Linked DNA regions of Homo sapiens: region 2 is linked to region 1. Evidence: chromatin loops called from intact Hi-C (ENCODE). Cell type or tissue: Caco-2. All regions are shown on one strand.

Region 1 (8,000 bases):
TGTCCATATGTCCCCTCTTGTCTCATTGCTATTGTCTGCCTTCTCTCACACTGCAGCAGAGTCCTGTCTCAGCCTTTGACGCATTTTGAAATTCACATGTGAAAACAGCCTTTCTAGATCTAATCCATTTTGTTCTGTAGTAAGAATGTGGCTTGATATGGATTCACTTTCTGTTTTTTTCTACTTCTAGCCAATCTGAGACAATTTTCTAGCCTAAAGTTAATGTATTTTAATGGGAAGCTTGAATAATAGTCACAATGTGTCTTTGATATCCTCGTCAGGCATATAATCTCGGTCAACCCTGTGAGATAGACATCATTCAACTTATTTTATATAATTTGGGACTGATGATCTGAGATGTTCATCCTATTCAAGTTGGCACAGATGTGGTTAGCCATTTCTGTGATACCCAACATTCCCTCTCCTTTTCTTCTCCCCACTGTATACTCAAATATGGCAATACATAATTAATTTAGTACTACATGCTCACTAGGTGCCAGTCACCAAGCTAGGCAGTGAGTAAATAAGACAGAAAGCAGGATTCCTTGTCAATCCTCATTCTATATGATTTTTCATCAAATTTTCACAGTTTCACAACTGCCTACTTTTGAAGACACTCAATTCCCTTGGCTTCCATGACCTAGGGATTTCTTTGTTAGGGATTTATCTTCCACTATTTTCTTTTTGAAAATTAAACTTTAGAGGTCTTAGACCCTCTCCTTTTACTATATATTCTTCCTCTAAGCAAAATTACACCACATCTCCAGCTTTAATTGCTATCTCTTGTGAGCTGAATTGTATCCTACCAAAATCTATATGTTGAAATCCTAAACCCAAGTGTATCAGGCTATTACTGTATGTGGAAGTAGAAGCATTGAAGAGAAGTTAAAGTAAAATGAGATTGTATGGGTTGGCTCTAATTCAATACGACCACTGTCCTTATAAAAAGAGGATATCGGCACCAAGGGAAGAACATATGAAGGCACTGAAAGAAGATGACCAGTTTCAAGCCTAGGAGTGAAGCCTCGGAATCAACCTGCCAAGGCCTTGATCTTGGACTTCTAGCCTCCAGAACTATGAGGATGTAAATCTGTTATTTAAGCCACTCAATTCATACTTTGTTAAGACAGGCCCAACAAGCTAATACATCATCTATATGCAGGGGCTACCTAAATTTATGTTTCTAAACCAGCTGTCTTCTTTGAGCCCTAGACTGTGTTGTACAACTACAAGATATACCTTCTTGGATACTTTAAAACACATCTGCAAAACCAAATTAATGATATCTCCCACTCAGATATGGCCATCTTCCAGTATTCTCTCTCTACGTCCATGTCACTACCACCAAGCTTTACACATTTGTCTTTATTACCCTCATGTCATCACCCATTTTTGTCCATTTTACCCCCTAAATGTCTATGGAATTCATCCACTTCTCTATCTATCAACTTGGTCTAAGCTACCATTGTTTCTCATGTGTGCTATTATGCTAACCTCCTAACTGGTGTTCTTGGATCTGCTCTTACTTTTTCCAGTCCATTTTCCATGCTGCAACTAACCTACTGAGTTAACACCTTTCCTTCCACCTTCCCATTGCTTTTATCAGAAAGATGCCCACTTTAAGATGGTAGACAATGTGGTTCTGGGTCAGTTAACTGAATATCAGTTCATCAAAAGCCATTTGCTGAATTATGAGGATTTATTTTGTAGTTTTCTATTTTCTGTTTGTTCCTTCTTTGTCATTTGACCTTGAATCTGCCCCTACCCTCTTGTGAGCTCTTGTTCATGGTCACAAAACAGCAGATCCGAAACATATACAGAGGTAAACAGCAGAGCGAAGAACAAACACAGAGACAGGGGCAAGACTAAAACTCTCAGTGATCAGTCCAACTGGTTGTGAGGTAAGTGGCTCACCGGTTTAGAAGAATTGACTCTAGGAATCAATTTCTGAAGAACTGACCTACTTATCCACTCCCTAAGAGGGCTAAGAGATCTGGGTACCACCATTCTTTCCAAGTTATTTCATACCAATTCCTTTTTTACAATCCTGCCAGTCACCTTCAAAGACAAAGGGCTTTTTAGAGCCCAATGTAGTGGTTCCTAACTGGAGGTATAAAGCTGTCTTGGAGATGCTTCAAAATGTGGGAATCATTTTGTTGTCATAAGAAGCAGGGTAGAAGTTGGGACCCAGATCCTAGCCTTTCTCAGATGAAGGTAAAAATGCCAAATATTTTTCTATGTAGGTAACAATTCCACCCAATAATGTCTCTGTTGAGAAACATTTGGAGTGCATGAGTCATCCCACCATAGGCCTTCCCACTTGCTGCTCTTTCTCCCTCCAGTGCTATCCCCACCCTCTCTTTTACCAAGTTAATTCCTACTTAACATGTAGACCTTGGATAAATTGCTACTTCATAGGAATGTTTTGACCTCCCAAATACATCAAACTGTACACTCATAGCACTGTGTGCTCACAGTGTTATAGTTAGACATTTATAGAACAGTTGACTGTCTCTTTTCCCAGAAGTCTGTACAGCTCCATGTGGGTAAGAACCATACCTCCTTTGGTAATGGCTTTTTCGGGTAATCCCCAGCACCTGACAGAGTACCCAGCACATGGAGGCACTCAGTAAGTGTTTGCAGACAGCAAAAGTTAATGAATGTGTGAATGCATAGGACCTGATCTCAAGGGACTTGCTGTATGGCTGGCGACAGGGAACAGAGCCTGGTGTCAAGCCCAGCATAGAACCACCACTGAGCAAAAAAGGAGTCTGCCCACTCTGTACCAAGTGCAGGGCTGGATGGAAGGTTAACCCCCCAATTACATTTTAAACCCTCAGGACTAAAATTAATCATTGGAATGGTGACACTTGATGTAAACCACTTCAAATGGATTGGCTGTGTAAAACCTCTGTCTTGCAGATGTCCTGAGTCAGCTCACGGGTAACCACACCAGCTTTTTTCTGGAGGATTCAAAATACCCCTGGACTGAAGAATGCTGCTGTTTGTTTGTTCCGCCAGCAAAGGCTCAGTTGTTTCTTAGAGAACAAAAGGAGGAAGCAGTGGTCTAGTGCTGGTCAGAGCAAACTTCAGAGCTGCAGGGTGAAAGGGCAGAAAATGATGGAAGAGAAAAATTGAACTGGAGATGAGGAGCAGGAAATAAAAGAGCCAGTTTTAAAATGTTTCCTGTAATTGAATAGAAACATGTGTCCCTCATTTGCAGAGGAACCCCAGGGCAGACAGACCACCTCAGGATATTCATTATTTCTTTAAATCTTTAATTGGGCACTTCAAAAGATCGCAATTAAGCTTTTTAAAAATACAAAGTTTTAGTTGAAAGAAATCCATGGGGACCTACACTGTTCAGTCTCCTGGTCTGGACCAATGGCCTTATTAAAAACAGGAGGAGGTGATGCACAAAGGCATCATTCCTGAGTCATTGGTTAAAGGAAGCATTCAGACTGTCTCTTCCCCATTAATAGGCTAAGAATCAAGGAAACAAAACAAAACAAAACAAAACAAAAAAACAAGAGAAGACAGACAATTATGCCCTATTCAACTCTAACTCCCAAATGGAGATGTGCACCCCAAGAGGCCACCTCATTCCTAATGCCTGTGAAAAAATAAAAGTCAGGGAAATACTTACGGTCCATACTGATCTGCTCTGAACTCTGCCTCTGCATTTGTGCACTTCAGTCCTGTCAACACTTGCATGCGTTGTGAATGGGCCCATCCACTTCTACTTTCAGGTTCTAAACAGCTCACTCCTCATGCTGGACTTGCCTCCCATGGCCTCAGCATCCAGATATCCTGGTTAATTCTGCCCTCTGCTGGAAACTTGCTTTGTCCCTGCTGTGGTCACATTGGTCTCTAGTCTGCTGCTCTGTAACTCATGATTGCTTTTCTAACATTGATCCTTTCTTCCTGTCCTTCGGTCCCTCTAATTCTAACAAGCAGAAATACTCATTATATTCCTAGTGTATGGAGCGCTGCCCAACCACTGCAAGCCAAAGACAAATGAAGGAATCTCAGCTCAGCAACTTGGAAATTTATCTCTGTCTTCCTTGCTTTCACTATGTTTGTTCTGTCCTTGAACCCCAGCTGATATACTTTTGCCTTTTCAATGTCACCACACCCACACAAGGCATTCTACAATTCCTTTTTCTGCTCAGTGCTCTAGATCAGCTATGACAGAGGACCTTTGTTGTTAGTAGGAGTCTTAAGCCTAAAGTCTTAAAGCTGAACTGTAGACACCAGAGCTGAGTAATCATGGTTCTTCCAGAATCTTCCTGAATCCGCTGGGGCTTCCACTGTTTTGGAAGGCTGGAATGGCTAGCGCCATACTCTACATGAGTGGCCAATAGAGCCTGATGCTCGTTGCCCTGTTACGCAAAATCCTGGCTTTCCTAGACACCCACCCATTGCCAGTGACACACTCTCAAGAGGCCCCCAGCCTCTGCCTGGTAGCACACTACTTCTGTTGGGTGGTTTGCGACAGGTAGGATGCAGCCTTGCATATCTTTCTGATTACTGGGAGGCTGCCCTTTCTGAGGAAGGTCCTGGCACTTACTGGGTTTGTGATGGAGATTTCTTGGCTGTAGCCTGTCTCGGGGTGAGCACTGGGTGTAGGCTGATTCTATTCATCATCTCTAGCTTGTTTCTTCAGCTCTGTTTCATCTCTGTTGACCTGTTGTGATGTCTCTTTATACAGGTCAGCACAGCTCACACTCCTGACATGATCCCAGGGAACAGGTTGAAATGACTGAAGGAAAGCACATTTATTATAAACTGGTCCAAAGCCATTTGGGGCTTCTTGAGAAATATCACATTATCAACCTCAGGTACAAAACAGCTAGGTGTCCAATGAATATTCTCTCAATCATTCAGGACAGCTCTTCCTAATGACCATTTTCTCTAAGGTTCTTCAGATTTCTCTAGTTATATTACAGGCAACTGATGCTTTATTGTCATCACAGAGTGACAAGTGGACAGAGGTAAGAAAGGCAGTTAAATAATTATAAGCTTATCCATTGCAGCATTGTAGCAATAGTGTCGTATTAGACACAACCTTAATGTTCATCCATAGGTTACTGGTTGAATAAATTGTGTGTCATTAAAAAAAAGAGTAATTTTCAACTATGAAATAAGATTTATTTCTATCAAATAATATAGTGTGATTTACTGGATGTATCATGAAGTGAAAAAAGCAAGTAGACATTACTACGTATTGTAAGTAACTCTACCTCTATGTAAAAAGGAAGGAGCACTGAGGATATATACTTACATGTTTGTATACATGTAGGTATTTTACATGCTTTCTTGCAAAAAGAAATACAGGAAGTATATACCAGAATCTGAAGATAACAATTACTTGTGAGAAAAAAGTTGGATAGGAATGGAAGCTGAGTGTGGTGGCTCACACCTGTAATCCCAGCACTTTGGGAGGCTGAGGTAAGTAGATATCTTGAGCTTGGGAGTTTGAGCCCAGTCTAGGCAACATGGTCAAATCCCATATCTAAGAAAAATAAAAAAAAAAATAGTGGGGCATGGTGGTCCACACCATCGTCCCAGCTACTCAGGAGGCTGAGGTGGGAAGATGGCTTGAGCCCAGGAGGCAGAGGTTACAGTGAGCCAAAATCATGCCACTGCACTGCAGTCTGGGTGATAGAGCCAGACCCTGTCTCAAAAAAAAAAAAAAAAAAAAAAAAAAAAAGAAAGAAAGAAGAAGAAGAAAAAGAAAGAAATGGATATACAAATTTTCTGAGTATAGCTGTGTATATAATCTTTACTTTAGAACTATATACATGTTTTACATATTCAAAAACTAAAACTAAAATGAGAGCTGAGCTATGAGGATGCAAAGGCATAAGAATGACACGATGGATTTTGGTGGCTCAAGGGGAAGGGTGGGAGGGGGGTTGAGGAATGAAAGAATATACATTGGATATGTGTACACTGCTTGGGTAACGGGTGCACCAAATATAAGAAATCACCGCTAAAGAGCTTATCTGTATAATCAAGCAGATTCCCCCAAAACTATTGAAATAAAACAAACAATGTAAATTATTTTTTAAGTTCACTTAGCTATTGCAATTATTATGTCTCCTTGTGAACAATTGTGTACTGAACTTTTAGTTCTTCCCACATTTCTCAGAAAACTTGAATTTGCCACAGTCTTCCTTTTCTCTCAAACTCCTGTTATTTTAAAGGGCAACTCCAAAATCCATATGGGTGAACTGAATAAATGCCTAACCATAAAGATTCTTGAGCTCCTCGAATCCATAAATCTTCCTAGGTAGGGCACCTATTAGCCTGTGAATACAATGCTCACCTGGCAAAAAGCAATGCATCTCTAAAACTTTGCTCTAATATTCAATGTTCTGATCTTTGTCTTCTGTGTCTCCAGCTGCCTCATTGATTCTCCTCCACTCTCTCCCTTTCATCACCATCACATGGAATCCCTTCCTCCGTTCTGCAGCCTATATACACAGTGATGCATCACTTTACCACTTTTTATATTTCTTTATCATGACTCTTCATATATCTAGAAACCTGAATAGAATGGGATAATTAATGACCTAATTCTTAATACTTTTCAACTGTTTTTCTTTTTGCCTTTCCACTTTGACAGTTCACAGTAAGCATTTTATCTAGTTCCCAGTCTCAGAGGGAATGCTTCTAATATTTCACCATGAAGTATGATGCATGCTGGAGGTGTTTAGGAAATATTCTTTAGTGTGTCAAAGAAGAGCCCTTTTATCCCCAGGATTCTAGGAGATTTTATCATTGATGACTTTTTAATTTCATCACTTGATTTTCTGTATGTATTGAGGCGATTTTTCTCCTTCATTTTGTTAATATAGAGAATTGCAACTATTGATTTTTGACTATTAGACTAACTTCATATTCCTAGAGTAAATTCAACCATGGTTGTAATTTATTTTCTTTTTGTATAGTTAGCTGAGTGTCTGCAAATTTTTAAAGGGTTTGTATCTATCTCCATGCAAAAAGGTAACATACCATTTACCTCTCTTATGATGGCCTTGACAGATTTTTCTCACAAGTTGGAAATATTATTTTTTCTTAATTCTCAAAAACAAATTTAAGATTGTTACATTTCTTTTTTAAATATTTGCTAGAATTCATTAATGAAGTCATCTGGGCCTGAAGTTTTTTTATAGGAAGTTCTAAAAATATTGTTTCATTATTTTTAATAGATACAGACTTATTTAGCATTCTTTTTTTTCTGTCAGTTTTGTAAACTATCTCTCTAGGAATTTGTCCGTTTATGTTCTGAAACATAGTAGACAATTTTGTAAATAATATTCTTATTTTAATGTTTGCAGGATCTGTCATGATGTACACTTACAAATTTCTGGATGTTTTTCACTACCAGTTTCACTAGTTATTGGTTATATTAGTCTTTTCCAAAAAATATACACTTTTGCTCAAAGAAAGTATAGTTGAGGTTTACAATGTGATGTTATGGTATACATACACATAGTAAAATTGTTACGTAGTGTGGCAGATTAACATATCTATTATCTCACACAGTTACTCTTGTGTGTGACAAGAGCAGCTAAAATCTACTTATTTAACAAAAATTCTTAACATAATACAATTATAGTAACTTTAGTCCTCAGGTTGTACATTAGATCTCTATACTTATTCATTCTATGTAGCTGCTATTTCATACCCTTTGACCTACATCTTCCCATTTCCTCTCCATACCTCCCCCTGCCCTTGCTAACCAATATTTTGCTCTCTATATTTGTGTATTTAAGTTATTTTTTAATATTACACATATATATTAGACTATGCAATATTTTTCTTTCCGCATATGACTTATTTACTTAGTGAAATGTCTTTCAGGTCCATTTATGTTGTGGCAAATAACATAGTCTCCTTTTTATGGCTTCCATTTGTCTAATTTATCTTTTGTTGTCTGTGTTTTTGTGGTCTTCTCCTATAAGTCTTTATTCAGACCAATGACCTGAAGT
Region 2 (8,000 bases), 740 kb before region 1:
CAAGCAGGAAGCAATAACTAAAACTTGGGAAACCAAGCAGAGCCTTCTGCAGCCTCATGGGGATAGGGAAATTGAACCTGAACTCCTAGACTACAAGGCAGTCAGGTGAGGATAGACCAAGATGGCAGAGAGGAGGAAGTGCTTTAGGTATTCACAGCCAACTGTCTCACCCTTCTTCCTAAGATATTTGTTCCTCTTTAGGCACAGGGGTTCAGAAGGCAAGAGGAAAGCAGTAAATAAGAGAATAGGGAGTTGAGCAGAAATAGCAGTTGCACCTGGCTGAGAAGACAGAGGGAAATTCTGAACTTGCCAAAAGAGCTTGGTAAACACTGCAACTTCCACTAGTTGGAGTAAGAATGAACTTCATAGGAGGAGTAAGGATGTAAATCCACTCTCAGAAAACTGAGCTCAAACCAGGGTAAGACTGTCTACTCAAAATAAATGCTTACTTGGAAGAAGATAGAATCAGACAGAGCTTAAAGTTATCTGTGTAAATTCTAATACAAAACTGTGTGGCATTCAATTCAAACTACTAGGTATACCAAGAGTCTGGACTAAATTTTTTTTTTACAAAAAGGAGGGGAAGGCCAGGCGCAGTAGCTCACGCCTGTAATTCCAGCACTTTGGGAGGCCAAGGCAGGTGGATCACCTGAGGTCAGGAGTTCAAGACCAGCCTGGCCAACACAGAGAAACCCCATCTCTACTAAAAATACAAAAATTAGCCAGGCATGATGGCAGACGCCTGTAATCTCAGCTACTTGGGAGGCTGAGGCAGGAAAATCACTTGTACCTGGAGGCAGAGGTCACAGTGAGCTGAGACTGTGCCACTGCACTACAGCCTGGGCAACAGAGTGAGACTCTGTCTCAAAAAAATTAAATTAAATTAAATTAAAAAAGGAAGGGAAAAAGACCATAAAAATGGGCCCATATGGATCCTTAGTCATCAAAGTTATCAGAAACAGACTTTAAAATAGTAATATTTTCAACAAAATAAGTGACAAGTAGGACAATTTTTACAGAAACTTGGAATCCAAAAATAAGACAAGCAGGAATTATAGAAATGAAAAATATATAAAATTAAAAGTCCAATATGTGATTTAACAGCAAATTAAAAAAAACGAAAAGGTTATGAAAACTATAAAATAGTCCATAGACATATCTGAATTGAAGCATAGAGAGAAAAAATTAAAAACACAAAATAACATAAATGACACATGAGAAAGAGTGAAAATGACTTTATATGTGTGACTAAAGTCCTAAGAGAAGAGGGGAGTAAGACTAGGGCACAGCAGTATTTGAGGAGATACTGGCAAGTAACTTGCCAAAACCAATTAAAAATATCAAATCACAGGTTCAGGAAGATTTACAAGCCCCAAGGAGAAATATGCAACTAGATATATAACTAGGCACATCAGAGTAAAACTGCCACATACCAAAGTCAATGAGATAATTTTAAATGAGATAGATAAAATAAAATATTACTTCCAAAGAACCACAGTCTTCTCAGTAGAAATTATTGAATCCAGAGACATGGAACACCATTTAAAAAGTATTACTATAAAATAAATGCCAACATATAATTTTATATTTAAAAAATCCTCCAAAAATGAAAGTAAACTAAGTGCATCTTTAGACAAACAAAAGCAACAATTTCACAACTCAGAGATCTTCATTAAAATAAATTCTAGAGGGATTTATTTGAGCAGAGGAAAGATAACTTTAGATGGAAGTATGGAAACACAGAAGTGAATAAATAGTCCTGGAACAGTGTATATGGGAAAGGTAAATCTAAATTTATATGGACTATAAAAAAAATCAGTCTCATAGGCTTTAATGTCAATGGAAAATTAAAATACATAAAAATAATAATGTCACATTTGTGTGAAGGGGATTTAAGAGTTACATTGTTTTAAAGTATTTGCATTGTCTAAAACATGTACAAAGAACTCATATTATGCTTTAATATGTCAAAGAAGCATGTAACCATTGAAAAGAATAAAATAATCATTCTCAGCAGACTAACACAGGAACAGAAAACCAAACACTGCATATTCTCACTCATAAGTGGGAGCTGAACAATGAGAACACATGGACACAGAGAGGGGAACAACACACACCATTGCCTGTTGGGGGTTGGGAGCAAGGGGAGGGAGAGCGTTAGGACAAATACCTAATGCATGCAGGACTTAAAACCTAGATGATGGGTTGATGGGTGCAGCAAACCACCATGGCACATGTATACCTATGACAAACCTGCACACTCTGCACATGTATCCCGGAACTTAAAGTAAAGTTTTAAAAAAAAGAAAAAGGAAGAAAAGAATAAAATAATTTATAATAAGCTAATAGGTAAATTGAATGATTAAAATATTTCTTGATTGACTCAAAGGAAGATAAGAATGAAAAGGGATTATAGAACATATAGAACAAATACAGAAAACATGTAGTAAAGTAACTTTAAACACAGATATGTCATTATATTAAATTTAAGCTCTTTATCACATTATATGGAGCAAGAGTAAGCAGGATACACAGAAAAGCAGCAGCAACATTTGTGCAGTGCTTAAAGAGAAACACAGTAAAAAATCAGACACTCGGAGAGATGTTCCCTAGTGATGGAAAAGTAAAAATGGACACAAAACCTGGTTATGTGTAGAGTTCTCCGGCGTACACTTCACCCTCTCTGGAGAGTGGCAGTGCGTGGAGTCTTATTCTGTAAATTTCCTCCTCGTTATTCTCAGCTAATTGTTGCCACCACAAGGGCTGAAGTGACTCCTTTGAGTATTGATGGGAATATATTGATAGAGTCTCTTTTTGGATCTGCAGTAAGGGCACTGCTGCTCAGGATGGGAAAAGCAAAGCTCTGGCTATTCATAACAAGCCTGAATCAAATATGAATATCAATGGCTGTTTCTAGAATGAAAATGCAATGTCTTGTTTCATTTATTTTAAACAAAACTAATCTCTTATAAGCATATCTGAGACTGAGGGTCCTCCCGCCCTGCCATAGGCTTCAGCCTATTCCTGGCTTTAGAGATGACGGCCACTGATTAAGTTGCACGTGAGAAAGTTAATTCTTCCATTCCAAGAAGTGTCAGGAGTTATGGAATTTAAAGTTATCCTGAGTGAAACAGAAACAAGCTCCTCCTGTTAGTCCTCAGGTAGCCCCCAGACAGGTGAGAGCACACAAACAGCAGATGAGAATAAGCTCCACTCTGCTCACTCTGGAAGCAAGGTCCTAGGCCTACACTGAGAATGTTGGTTTTAGTCTTCAAGGTCAGCACCTAGCAGTGGGGAGGGTGGGACAAAGGTGGGTAATACACCACAATGCTGTCCTACAGCCTTCACTTGCTTCTGTAAACCTTCCTTGTTGTCCAGAGTTCTGACACAGTTGGTTCATGCAGTTTCTGCTTATTTTCTGGTGCTTCTTTGGAGGAACAGGAGTTTGAAGCTGACTCCTCTGCCATTTTGCTGACTTGAGTCTTTCTGAACTTCCAAAAAATAATAATTCTAATAATTTGTATGTAAATTCTCTTGTTTTACATGTAAATTAACTTATGATCTTGTAATTATTTTATTTTTATTTCTTTTTCATATATAGCTAATTCTATATATAATTATGTTTTATAATACATAATACTATGTATGTAATATATAATCTATATGTCATATTATGTTTACTATATACATACACACGTACTAACTAGCTGCCTAGCTAGCTAACAGGATATCTCACAGCACAGCTAGAACTACTAAAAAAAGTTGTATATAAAACAATGCTAGAATTATAAGTATATTATAGATATACTTTCTACAATTAAAGATGGTCCTCACATGCCTAATTTGCTGAAAGTTGTTTGCTTTTGATAGCGGCAAAAGGCAGACAAATACTAGGCAGACAGAGGTGGGTCCCCGTTAAAATCCCACCTTCAAACCAAAGACAGATTAAAACCTGAAAGCAAAGCTAAAAAGTCTCGGATAAATCCACGAACCCGATTGAGAACCTCTCTTCTTGTTAGGCATGCTTTCCTCTGATTGATCCCCACCCTTCCCCTAGTTTACATATACCTACCCTTCCCTAGTTGGTTTTTTACACTGTCATGCCCATCTTTGAGTGGTGCCTTTGTTTTAGCCTTTTTTTGCATACTCACAAACCAATCAGCATGCACGCCTCCGTTCTGAGCTCATATAAAGCCCCAGATTCAGCCACACTAGAGAGAGACTGGCTGCCTTTGGGCGGAGAGGGGAGTGGTCTCTTCTGGTGGGAAGAGACTACTCGACTTCAGAGAAGGGGTTCCCTCTTGGGTGCCTTCTCTGCTGAGAGCTGTCACTCAGTAAAACTCTCCTCACCCTTGGGTTGCCAGCATAACCTCATTCTTCTTGGATGCAGGACAAGAACTCAGGACCCGCTGAACACAGGTATGGAAAAAGGCTGTAAAACTGTATGTAGCCCTCTGTCTTATGCCAGCAGAGGGCAGCCACATGTGACAGGAAGCAGCATCAGGGCGGACAGCCAGGGTGAGACAACAGGACTAAAAGAGCTGTTAGGACGCTGTAACATCCCTTCTGAGGCTTCGGGGTCACTGGCATCCCTGTTTTGGCACTGCGTTCCCTTCAGCCAGGTGCTGGCGCCCAAGGCAGAAACAGGTTGTGGCACGTCCTGCCCAGATTCAGGCTGAACGCAGATCCTTCGGCTAGCATGGGATCTAGGGGGGACTGCAAGCCAAGTGAAGCCCACCAGGCTGAGTGGGCAGGGTGCCTTCTGCAGGGAGCCCAGGATGAATGAGATCCAGTGGGTGGTGTCGCTGGCCGTGGAGGTCTCCGGCTGGCGATGCGGCTCCGAGAAAAATCCTGCCTCACTTTTAACCATTACTTTGTTTTAAATTTTACCTAATGCATTTTCTACATTTATTCAAACTATCATTTAAAAAATATCAAATACAGTCATGCGTTGCTTAACGACAGAGACATATTCTGACAAATATGTCACTAGGCGATTCCATCATTGTTTGAACTTCACGGAGTGTACTTTATACCAACTTAGATGGTACAGCGGGTTACTGTACTGAGTACTGTAGGCAATGGTAACATAATAGTAAACATTTGTGTATCTCAACATATCTAAACATAGAAAAGGTACAGTAAAAATATGGGATTATAAACTTATGTGATCACCATTGCGTACATGGTTCATTGCTGATCCAAACATGATTATGTGGCACGTGACTATATATACCTATTAAAGTTTCTTTGCATCTTTAGATGAATCCAACAATTTAGTCATTTTTTACAATAACTTGCTGAATCCTGTTTGTTATATTTTGTTTAGCAATATGTATTCCTATTCAAAAATCACACTGGCTCATAATTACCCTTCATCATGCAGACCTTGTCTAGCATGTGTTTTATCATCACCTCACATTAGTTGTGTATTATGATGTGTTTTTTCTTATAAGAGCTTTTATATATTTGATGTAATATATTTTTAAATGTTTCTTAACAATGGACACTAAAGCCTTGGTAATTGTAGACAAGTAACAATAAAATGTGTTATCCAAACCAATTTTGAGAGTGAAAAAAATCACTATTAGTATTTTCACTGTGGCTGGGTGTGGTACCTCATGCCTGTAATCCCAGCACTTTGGCAGGCTGAGGTGGGTGGATCATCTGAGGTCAGCAATTCGAGACCAGCCTGACCAACATTATGGAACCCTGTCTCTACTAAAAGTACAAATATTAGCCGGGCGTGGTGGACTGTGATTGTAATCCCACCTAATCAGGAGGCTGAGGCAGGATAGTATCTTGAACCCGGGAAGTAGAAATTGCAGGCCGGGCATGGTGGGTCACGTCTATAATACCAGCACTTTGGGAGGCCGAGGCGGGTGGATCACCAGGTCAGGAGATCGAGACCAGCCTGGCCAACATGGTGAAACCCCATCTCACCTAAAAACACAAAAATTAGCTGGGCATGGCGGCACGTGCCTGTAGTCCCAGCTACTCGGGAGGCTGAGGCAGGAGAATTGCTTGAACCCAGGAAGTGGAGGTTGCAGTGAGCCAAGATTGTACCACTGCACACCAGCGTGGACAACATAGTGAGACCCTGTCTCAAAAAAAGAAAAAGAAATCCCCTGGGACAATAGACACAGACCAGAACTAACATCAACAAACTGGGATATAGAGTCACCTTATTACATATTTATTAATTATTCATATGTTCTTCAGTCAGTTTTAAAAAATTATACTTTCCAGAAATTGTAATTATTTTTCAAAAATTTGTGTAGTATTGGCAGGAGTTTGTCCTAGTATCATCTTATCAGCTAGTATTATCTCTAGGATAATTTTGCTTCTTTTCCCGCTAGTGCATCCCTACAATTTTGCTTTGGGTTTTGTTTATCTGGAACTGCCTTTATTTGCTTCGTTATCCATGTTAGTACTTTTAGTGGGTACAATATCCTATATTTATGGTCATCTTCTCTAGGGACTTTGAGATATTATTTAATTACCATTTGGCTTCTGTTGTTTAAGAGAAATCTTTTGCCAATTTGTTTGTCATCTTTTCATATTAATCTGTTTTTCCTTTCTGATTACTTTAACAATCATCTATTTTCCCCTGGTATTGGGATGTTTCTTTATATACTACATCTAGATATAGGTTTATGATTGTGTATCTTCATTAAGATTTGTTGTTTTTCGTGAATCTGATGACTTGGGCATCTAATGATTCTTCTGAATATTGTAGCTCCCATATTTTCTATTTTTTCTTCTGCCAGAACTCCACGTAGATATATGTTAGATGTTATTTTTCTATGTGCTTTATATCTCAATCTCTCATATTTTTCATTTTCTTACTTTGTTGTGCTTCACTCTTGATAAAATCTTCAGACCTATTTTTATGTTTTCTAATTTATTCTTTATTTTATCAAATCTGCTGTTTTGAAGTGGTTATATTTAGTTGTATTTCAAATCTTCCTGGTAGCCTTTAAATTGAAATATAATACAACATGCATTTTAACAAATGAAGTTGATATCTAGTAAACAAACAAAGCATTAGATTTTATAGATAGTGAATTAACAGTGTCCTGGGTGACTCTTTGTGGTCCCTTCCAGGCGTTGCCTGCCTCTGCCCCATGGTAACCACACTCCTCCTTTCTAACACAAATACTTTTGGCTGTTTCTCAATTTCAATAAATAAAATGAATACAGTATTTTCTCTTTTGAGTTTGTCTTTTCTTGTTTGATATTATCTTTATAAGATTGATTGCATCATCGCAATTAGCAATGCTTCATTATTTTTCATTGCCTTATTCTTATGAATGATTATACCACAATTTACTTTTTGCTTGTATTGGCAAAGGAGATTTAGATTGTTTCAGATTGGGGCTTTTTATGAGCAGTGGCTCTAGACCTTGTCATCTGGTGCATATTTTGCACTTGTCTATGGGTATATAGGTAGGAGCAAGATAGAGCCATACTCAATCATAGAACTGGTGTATGTTGAACTTTAGTATGTACTTCCAAAGTGCACCCATTTATATTCCACCAACAATGCCACATTGTCACCAAATTTGATTTTTCTACTCACTATATCAGTGGTCACCAATGTTTTTGGCATCATGGGCCCATTTCATGGATGACAGTTTTTCCACAGACCAGTGGTGGAGTGGTGAGGGAATGGTTTCAGGATGATTCAAGCACATTACATTTACTGTGGACTTTATTTCTATTATTATTTCATTGTAATATGTAATGAAATAATTATACAACTCACCATAATGTAGAATCAGTGTGTTAGTCTGTTCTCATGCTGCTAATAAAGACATACCTGAGACTGGGTAATTTATAAAGAAAAAGAGGTTTAATGGACTTACAGTTCCACATGGCTGGGGAGGCCTCACAATCATGGTGGAAGGCAAAGGAGAAGCAAAGTCACACTTTACATGGCGGCAGGCAAGAAAGCGTGTGCAGGGGAACTGTCCTTTATAAAACCATCAGATCTGGTG

What was found. Hi-C counts contacts between places; a loop is a spot of excess contacts. Peaks named below come from ENCODE experiments on the same cell type or tissue, not always from the same donor. Only the 100,000 strongest peaks of a DNase experiment are listed, where the experiment ranks them.
Region 2: it touches region 1 in a loop (14-fold over the local background); 2 of 110 quality-filtered maps call a loop at or near these places.

What each region holds. Positions count from the first base shown.
Region 1 is chr2:125,741,519-125,749,518 of GRCh38, reverse strand. The region is part of intron 1 of LINC01889 (long intergenic non-protein coding RNA 1889); the gene reads right to left. The region is part of intron 2 of LOC124900611 (a long non-coding RNA gene); the gene reads left to right. Among named protein-coding and RNA genes, the nearest start is that of LINC01889, 35 kb to the right of the region's middle. In Caco-2, a CTCF peak has its summit at 3,771; a DNase peak (open chromatin) is centred at 3,788.
Region 2 is chr2:126,479,497-126,487,496 of GRCh38, reverse strand. No RefSeq gene overlaps it. Among named protein-coding and RNA genes, the nearest start is that of GYPC, 170 kb to the left of the region's middle. In Caco-2, no CTCF peak of the experiment used is centred here; a DNase peak (open chromatin) is centred at 4,476.